Linked DNA regions of Homo sapiens: region 1 is linked to region 2. Evidence: chromatin contacts called from ENCODE Hi-C or POLR2A ChIA-PET data. All regions are on one chromosome and are shown on one strand. Each heading gives the region's core, a stretch centred on a gene start or an enhancer-like site at or near the end of the contact. The rest is flanking DNA. Distances are from core to core; before and after follow the strand shown. Region 1 has its middle 77 kb from the start of PLCL2UT. Region 2 overlaps OXNAD1 (oxidoreductase NAD binding domain containing 1).

The links. Hi-C counts contacts between places; a loop is a spot of excess contacts on that map. ChIA-PET counts read pairs that join two places held with the same protein, here RNA polymerase II (POLR2A). Pooled maps may share reads with other maps.
Region 1: a pooled map shows a loop between it and region 2 (2.8-fold over the local background). The contact joins two enhancer-like sites. A Hi-C loop is called at or near these places in 5 of 37 single-sample maps with no recorded cell type and 3 of 50 pooled maps. POLR2A ChIA-PET finds 5 or more read pairs at or near these places in 1 of 52 experiments (activated naive CD4-positive, alpha-beta T cell).

The regions. Positions count from the first base shown.
Region 1 is chr3:16,799,187-16,803,183 of GRCh38, forward strand. No RefSeq gene overlaps it. Among named protein-coding and RNA genes, the nearest start is that of PLCL2UT, 77 kb to the left of the region's middle. Within about 2 kb of position 2,690, at least 2 of the 41 ENCODE cell types and tissues checked have a DNase peak (open chromatin) inside an H3K27ac peak, as active enhancers do.
Region 2 is chr3:16,288,729-16,292,749 of GRCh38, forward strand. All of the region lies in intron 5 of OXNAD1 (oxidoreductase NAD binding domain containing 1), which reads left to right. Among named protein-coding and RNA genes, the nearest start is that of OXNAD1, 26 kb to the left of the region's middle. Within about 2 kb of position 2,068, at least 7 of the 41 ENCODE cell types and tissues checked have a DNase peak (open chromatin) inside an H3K27ac peak, as active enhancers do.

The DNA of each region.
Region 1 (3,997 bases), core at 1,440-3,939, 510 kb after region 2:
CTGATTACAACTCACTTCCTAGAACTAATCACATGGCACCACTACACCATAAGGAAGACTAGAAGTGCAATCCTGCTGTATGTCCTGAAGGAGAGGAGTCTGGACATTGATAAACAGTACTAACAATTAACATAAGCACTCATTTTCATCATTATTTAGCCTGACACTGATTGGATAGTCTCCAGCACCTCTTCCCTGCTCTCCAACTTCCTCACAGCAACCACTATAATATTTCTCAAATATGTTATGTCATAAAAAATAAACAAAACCCCTTGATATACCTTCATTGCTACCAGGGTAAAATCTGCCTTGTCCTTGACAAGGCCCCCATGACCTGGCCCCTGCTGACTGTACTGCCCTGCTCACGTGTCTGTTTATTGTATATGCTGTTCATCCCACTAGAATGAGGTACAAGTCTTCCTCTTCCCTTCTTCCCCCCTCTGCTTTGCAGAGTGTCAGGAGATTAATTTTCAGCCTTGCCTAATGAGACAGTGGGTTGGATTGGCAGATCTTACTACAACTTTGTCTATAAAAGATACACTTGAAATTTTCTTAAATTCTAGGAAGTATAGGCATTTTTTCTTTTCTCCTTTCCTTCCTTTTTTCCTTTCTACAAATATTTATTTGAGTATCTACAAGGCCTCCTGATGGGTCGTGGGAATATAAAGTTCATCCAGACATGGTCCCTGCCCTCATCCAGCTTATGGTTTGGTGGGGGAGACATATTAATCACACTGCATAAGTTTGAATTAGATTCAGATACAAGTTGAAATAAACTAAAATGAAGATGAGTTACACAAGATAGAAGGTTACTTCTCTGTCATGTCACTGTAGGTAGACCAGTGTTGATACTGTGTCCCACAGTGTTAGTGACTCAGGTTCCTTCTGTCTTGTTGTTCCTTATCCCCAGCATGTGGCTTCCACTTCATGGTCCAAGATAATGGCTTAGTCTCCAGCCATCATGTATTCCAGCCAGAGGAAGGAGAAAGGTATAATGAAAGGCATGTCCTGGAAAATGAACACACCACTTCCACTTACAAATCTTTGGCTGTAGTTTAGTCACACCTCCACACTTAGCTGTAATAGGGGCTTTTAAGTCATGTGCCCTGTTAAAAACTGGGGCTTCTGTTACCAAGAAAGAAGGTGAAAGCAGGCAGAGGGACCAGGCTTGGTCTAGAAGATTAGTTTTAAAGAGAAACTTAAAAAGAATTGAGATCTGAAAAATAGGTAGGCTTTAACCAGGGGAAGAGTGACCAGGAAGAATAAACATCATGTGCGAAGGACCTGTGGCAAGAGGGAGCCGGCCTGTTGGAAGGACTAGAAACAAACAAGCAAACAAAATTCCATAGTATCTGAAGTACAGAGGAGGAAGGAATGTGAAGCAATGTGAAGGAATGTAAACGTCCCCTATGCAGTCAGGGGACAATGTTGCACAGCCTTGGAGGGCTTATTAGGGATTGTGATCTTCACTCTAAAAACAATGGTATGTCATTAAAGGTCTTTAGGAGGATAGTATGATCAAATTTACATTGTAACTTGTAGGAAACAAATTAGAGAGGACAAGAGTGGATGTTTAAAGACCAGAGACCTCCAGATGAGAGATGAATGTAACTTGATCTAAGATAATGCTAGGAAAGAAAATAAAAATGAGAGGAATCAAGAACTATTTTTAGAAGGCAAACTCAACAAGACTTAGGCATGAATTAGTGTGGGAAGGTAGTGAGGAAGAGAAGGAGGAAGGGATAAGAATGGAGCAAGAAATAAGAAATGAATTTAAGAATATTCTTTCTTAAATATGAAAATGAAAATTGGCATTCAGGCAATGCAAGGGGATCTCAGGATACTTGTGCAACATAGCACACATAAAGTACTATAATTTAAAATCACTTGAGACATGATGTTCATATAGGTCAATTATAAGTTGTCTCTCTTAAGATTTATTTTAAGAAGTACATCTAGTCTTCATGATTTACATTAAAATTATTTATTTAAAATTATGTTGTTGCTGTTAAGATTTATTTGAAGAAGTACATCCAGTCTTCATGATTTGCATTAAAATCCAAATCCATTTTGCTTTTGGTTTAATATTTGCTATCAGTTTCACATTGTAGGAATTTAAAAAAAATCCACTCTATTCTAGAGGCAGTACTGACCCTCCAAAACGTGTAATGTGGTCTCTACAGATTTTGAAGTGATGAAATCTCCATTTCCTCTGCAGCCCTCTCAAGTTCCTCTTAAAGAGGAAGTGAAAGTTAACTCCCAGTTCTTCCTGGGCACAGGAGGACAGCTGACTGGAAAGAATATATATAAATGGATTATATTCAAGAGTGCCTTAGATAAAGGAAATACCAGTCATTCATCCTACAAAATTTATTTGGCACTATCCTGTGTCAGGCCCTAGGCATAACTGGAATGGTCAGACTAGACAAACTGAGGCTGTCAGAAGGCATCAGGAAGAAAAAAATCATGATGCAAACTATCTGCTTTCCTTTGTCTTGAGATTAACCAGTAGTTTCCATAACTCGGTGTGCATCTGATTTTTTTGTTACAATTACAAAAATAATTAACTTTAATTTTTACACTTAGATGCAATGCTAAGGGACTGTTTGGACCACAATTTAGTCTCTGCTTTGAGTATATTGAAAATAGCCCAAAGTAGCTGTCAAGGCATAAACAACTCAGGAGGAAAGCATCGCTGTGGTTTTACTGAACAGATGGTCTGATGACGTCAGTGTCTCCAAATTACCTGCAGCCAAAGCAGATGGAAAAATTAACATCGAAGCCCAAGCTTGATGGCAGACAGGGAGTCACAGAGAACTTCAGGGGAGAAAGTCACATGGGATGATTTCTTTGCTTTGTTTTCAAGCTCTACGAGGAATCTTTTTCTCTTCCCAAATTCCTTGAATAAAATCACAAGAATTATTACAGTTGGTCCCACAAACAACCACCACGAAGACAGGGCTGGAGGACATGGCATTCAGTAATGCCTCTGCCACTAAAAAATAATATTGATTCTAAAAAGAGATTATTAATTGTGTAAAAGCGTTGTGTAGCTGAAAAGAAACATCTCAGCGCTACAATTGAATATGACAGTTCTTGGAAAATCATCATAATGGCTGCATATTTAGCTCTGGACACATTGTATTTTGAGAGATTTACATTCCATTTTTCTCCAAAAGGCTGCATTACAATTAACATTTTCACCTAGGACTGACTGCCCAGCACTTTATCTCTGTCGATCTTATTTCCTTGTTTAGCGTTGTGTTTTCACCTTTTCCTGCATGCCAGTGTCTGGGTCTTTATTTCCATTATGCAAAGTTGTCAGCTGCATAAAGTGATGCATTCCAGCCTTAACTATAGATCAGCCAATCTGTGCTGGATTATCTTGAGCTCAAGATCTAAAATCTGAGTCAGAATCATAGAGCTTTCTGTTTACAAATGAAGAAGTAGGTATTCAAGTTTCCATACTTGTCTGTGAGCACAGAGTGGGGAAGTGGCTGAAGGCAGAACAAGAACACAGGGGTCCACTTTCTAAGGCCTCGTGGCCTTTATAGCTCTACAAACCCCAAGTGTCCCTAACTCTTCTCTCTCAAGGGATACAGACTCTGATATAACTGGATTCTATGCTCCAAACTCAAAGGGAATGCAGTAGAAGCTGAAAAACGAATTTTTTGATGTATTTTTCTAGAACACTATTGTCTAATTTTCATGGCAGCCTAGCATGGTGCAAGGTTGTCTTGGTTTAAGTTCCAGGAAAAAATACCCAGCAAGAAGAATCTGAGTACAAGAAATTTTGGGGAGAGATGGTCCCAGGAAGCAAAGGAGGGGAAGAGAGGAAGCAAGACAAGGAAGGGGAAAAATAAGCCTCAGAGTCATCCCAACCAAGAGGCAAGGGAGATGGGGTATGTATCCTCCAACTCTCATCTGTCATTATATGAGAGCTGTTTCCAGGGGCATTAACTTCCTCTGCTTCTGAGACTAATGGCCTGCCTCACTG
Region 2 (4,021 bases), core at 818-3,317:
CATCTTACTAGTAGGCCTACCACTTGCTAGCTCCTTGGTGAGGCCTGCCCTTGACCAGAATTCCTCCTCCCTTGGGGTGGAAAGCTTGGCACTCACTCTTGGGTCTGGAGCATGCCACCACTGGTCCTCACACAGTGTGCAGCTGCCCTGAGTTTCTAGATTCACATTTGGCTGTGGTGCTCACTGCCTGCCTCTGGCATTGGTTATGCTACTGTGGGTAGCAGTGTATTGTCGCCTAGTGCCCTGGAGACTGCTCAGCTCACATGCTTGCTTTCTACCAGCCAGCTCTGTGATGTGGTCAGTTTCCTTATTTGTCTGGGCTTCAGTTCTCATATCTTCAAAGAGGGAGCAGTAGTATTCCTACGTTTTGGGATATTTAAAGTGTTTAGCATAATGCCTACTGTTAACTTCATTTGTTTGATTTTAGCTTTTGTTATTGCTAATAAGTATTTCATTCAGTTAGATCATATGTGCTGATAAGGCCCAGGGGACAGATTCCAATTCTTATCTCCTTGGTCAGTTTCCCTGCACTGAAGCTGTTGATTGGAAGAGTGGCAGGCCAGGCAGGAGTGGGGGCTTATCACCACCATGTCACCACTGATGCCCCAGTCAGTACTCAATCCACACTTGGCTGGGTATAGCTTGCCTCCTGAGGGGAAGTAAGGCCAAAGCATTTTCACAGAGTGGAGGGAATTCCTGGTCCTAGTGTGTCTGACTTTCTACAAGATAACATAAGTTTAGATGCTAGAAAGCAACTTTGAGCCCTGCTGAGAGAAAGAGGACACCAAGAAGAAACACTGGAGGAGCAAGATTAGAGAAATAAGACTTTATACCTACCCTTGAGCAGGGCTGCCACACTGTAGATAGATAATATCCTTGCAACCTACACAAGCATGTGTGGCAGCCCTGATTCTCACAGGACTGCACATAACATAGCACTGTATTCCTTGGCATCTTTTTCAAACTGTGTCCTCCCCCATTACTCATCTGGTAAGCATTGTGTGTCTTTTAAGACTGTTTAAAGGGCATCTCTTCTGTGAAGTCTTTCTTAATTCCTGTACTCCTGGTAGAATTGACTCCTCCTTCCTCTGCCTTGCCTCGCTACGCTAAGCAGATTTTATCATTGCCCATTTAATTGTATGTATTTGTTAATTTTCCTCCTCTTAGAGTGGGTTCATTGAGGGCAGCAACTAAGACATATGTGCATCTTTGTACCTCCAGCAAGTACCACAGTGCCTGTATATGGTAGGCAGGTGCTCTCTTAGATGTTTGCATTAAGTGAATGAGTGAGGGGCTCTGAGAACTGTAGGCAAGGACTAAAGAGTTCTGGGATCTCATAGTATAGCTGCTGTGTGCTTGGCACTGGGGCTCCCTTTGTGGACAGGACCTGGCTGCCTGGTGTGTCATGGTTGGATGTGGACATCCACTGCTTCACCGCGCACCTAGGCTCCTTCTGCATACACTCACTCATTGGGTATATAGTAAGGGCTTTAACTCATGGCTCCAAGAGTGCTCATCCTGCAAAGGACATTTTTAAAGGTGTGTGTTTAAGGTATAATTCTTTCTTGGACAGATGTTTTATGAAATATGTATTGTGCATATTTTCTTAAATCCATTCAGATGAAGTTTTTATGTAACTTAAATTCTTCTGTATTTTTTAATGAAGGAGTCCTTTTTTTCCAAAGGTAGCTTTCCAGAGTTACTAGAGAAGAGGGTTGGTTCCCTTTCATTCAACTGAGAGAATGGCCTTCATCAGCATTGAGCAGCAGAGGGCACTGTAGTTCAGGAGATGAAGCAGCAAAAGTAGCTTATTAATGTATTTATTTTTTAAACATGGAAATAATGGAGATTTTTGTATACCTCCTCTGTGATAGCATATAGCAACTGTGTTAACAAATGCTAACGATAGTCTTTTAAATTTTTATCTTGTCAGAAATGAAAAGAAAGTTAAAGTACTCATGGAAAAGAGTCAAGTGAAAATAGGTTAAAGTTGGCCAAAGACCTTTTCTGGAGCACTTCCAATCCAGAACTGGTTTTTAAACACTTATAATAAATGACTGGAAATGTAAGGCCATAGACTGCAGGAGAATATTTTTTTAAGGTCATAGATCAGATTAGAGAACATCTTTTGCTTTTCTTTTAGGCCTGTATGTAGGTAAGCAACTGGGGAAGGATGATACTTTTTGCTCTTGTGATGGCTGTGAAACACCTAGATTGGATGTTTATGTTTCCCAGATATGGGGATGAGAATTTTTTGTGGTTCTGTGTTCCAATACATTTTTCTTGGTATGTGACTAGGTTTATTGCATTTCCTAGAATCCTCACCAAAAAAGGGTTTCTGTGGCATAGAATTATTGAAAGCTTGAAACCCAGGAGTTCTAGACTACAGGATGTGGTTAGAAGAAAAGAAGGAAACGTTAAGACTTGTGTAACTCAGAGGCCATATCGGCCTATTAAGTCTGTCAAATACTAGTGGGAGAGTTTTTGTTGCTTTTCTTGACCCTTTTTTCATACTTTTTAAAACTTAAAAAGACTGTTATGTTGAGATATATTCATATAAAATTCAAACATTTAAAGTGTACAATTCAGAGGTTTTAGTATATTAACAGAGTTGTGCAGCTATCAGCACAATCACATTTAGAACATTTTTATCCCAGAAAGAAACTCTGTAATGATTCTTATTCATTCCCTATCCTCCTGCCCGGCTTAGATGACCACTAATCTATTTTGTCTCTATGGATTTGTCTCTTATAGACATTTTATACCAGCAGAATCATACAATACAGTGTGTGGTCTTTTTGTGATTGGCTTCTTTCACTTAACATGATTTCAGGGTTCATCTATGTTGTAGCCTGTATCAGTACTTCATTCCATTGTATGGATATGCCACATTTTGTTTATATCTTCATTAGCTGATGGACATTTACATTGTTTCCACTTTGGGGCTATTGTGAATAATGCTGCCATGAACATTCATGTACAAGTTTTTGAGTGAACATACAGTTTCACCTGTCTTAGGTCTAAACCTAGGCATGGAATTGTTGGGTCATATGCTAACTAACTAACATTTTCAGGCACTATTAAATTGTTTTCTAGAGTGGCTGTGCCATTTTACATTCCCACCAGCAATGTATAAATGTTCCAATTTCTCCAGACCCTAACACTATTGTTTGTCTCTTTGATTATAGCCATCCACGTGGGTGTGAACTGCCAGCTCATTATGATTTTGACTTACATTGCCCTAATGACTATTGATGTTGAACATCTCTTCATGTGCTTATTAGCCATTTATATGTCTTCTTTGAAGAAATATTAATTTAAAGTATTTTGTCAGTTTTTTATTTGGTTGTCTCTTTATTACTGAGTTGTAAGAGTTCTTTATATAATCTGAATACAAGAACCTTAATATTAATAGATATATTATTTAAAAATATTTTTCCCATTATGTAGATTGTCTTCTTAACTTTTTTTTTTTTTTTTTGAAATGGAGTCTCACTCTGTCGCCCAGGCTGGAGCGCAGTGGCACGATCTCGATTCAGTGCTACCTCTGCTCCTGGGTTCGAGTGATTCTCCTACCTCAGCCTCCCAAGTAGCTGGGACTACAGGTGCATCTGCCACCATGCCCAGCTAATTTTTTTATTTTTAGTAGATACGGGGTTTTACCATGTTGGCCAAGCTGGTCTCGAACTCCTGACCTCAGGTGATCCACCCACCTCGGCCTCCCAAAGTGCTGGGATTTGTATAGGCATGAGCCACTGTGCCTGGCCCTGACTTTCTTGATGATAACATTTGTAGCACAGAGTTTTAAATTTTGATGAAATCTGTTTCTCTATTTTTTTTCCAACCCTTTTGGTTTGGGGTCATATCTAAGAAGCCATTGCCATGAAGTCTTACTCCTGTGTTTTATTCTAAGAGTTTATAATTTTAGCTCTTACATTTAAGTTTCTGCTCTGTTTTGACTTAATTTTTGTATATGTTGTGAAATAGGGGTCCAAATTCATTCTTTGTATGTGGTTATTCA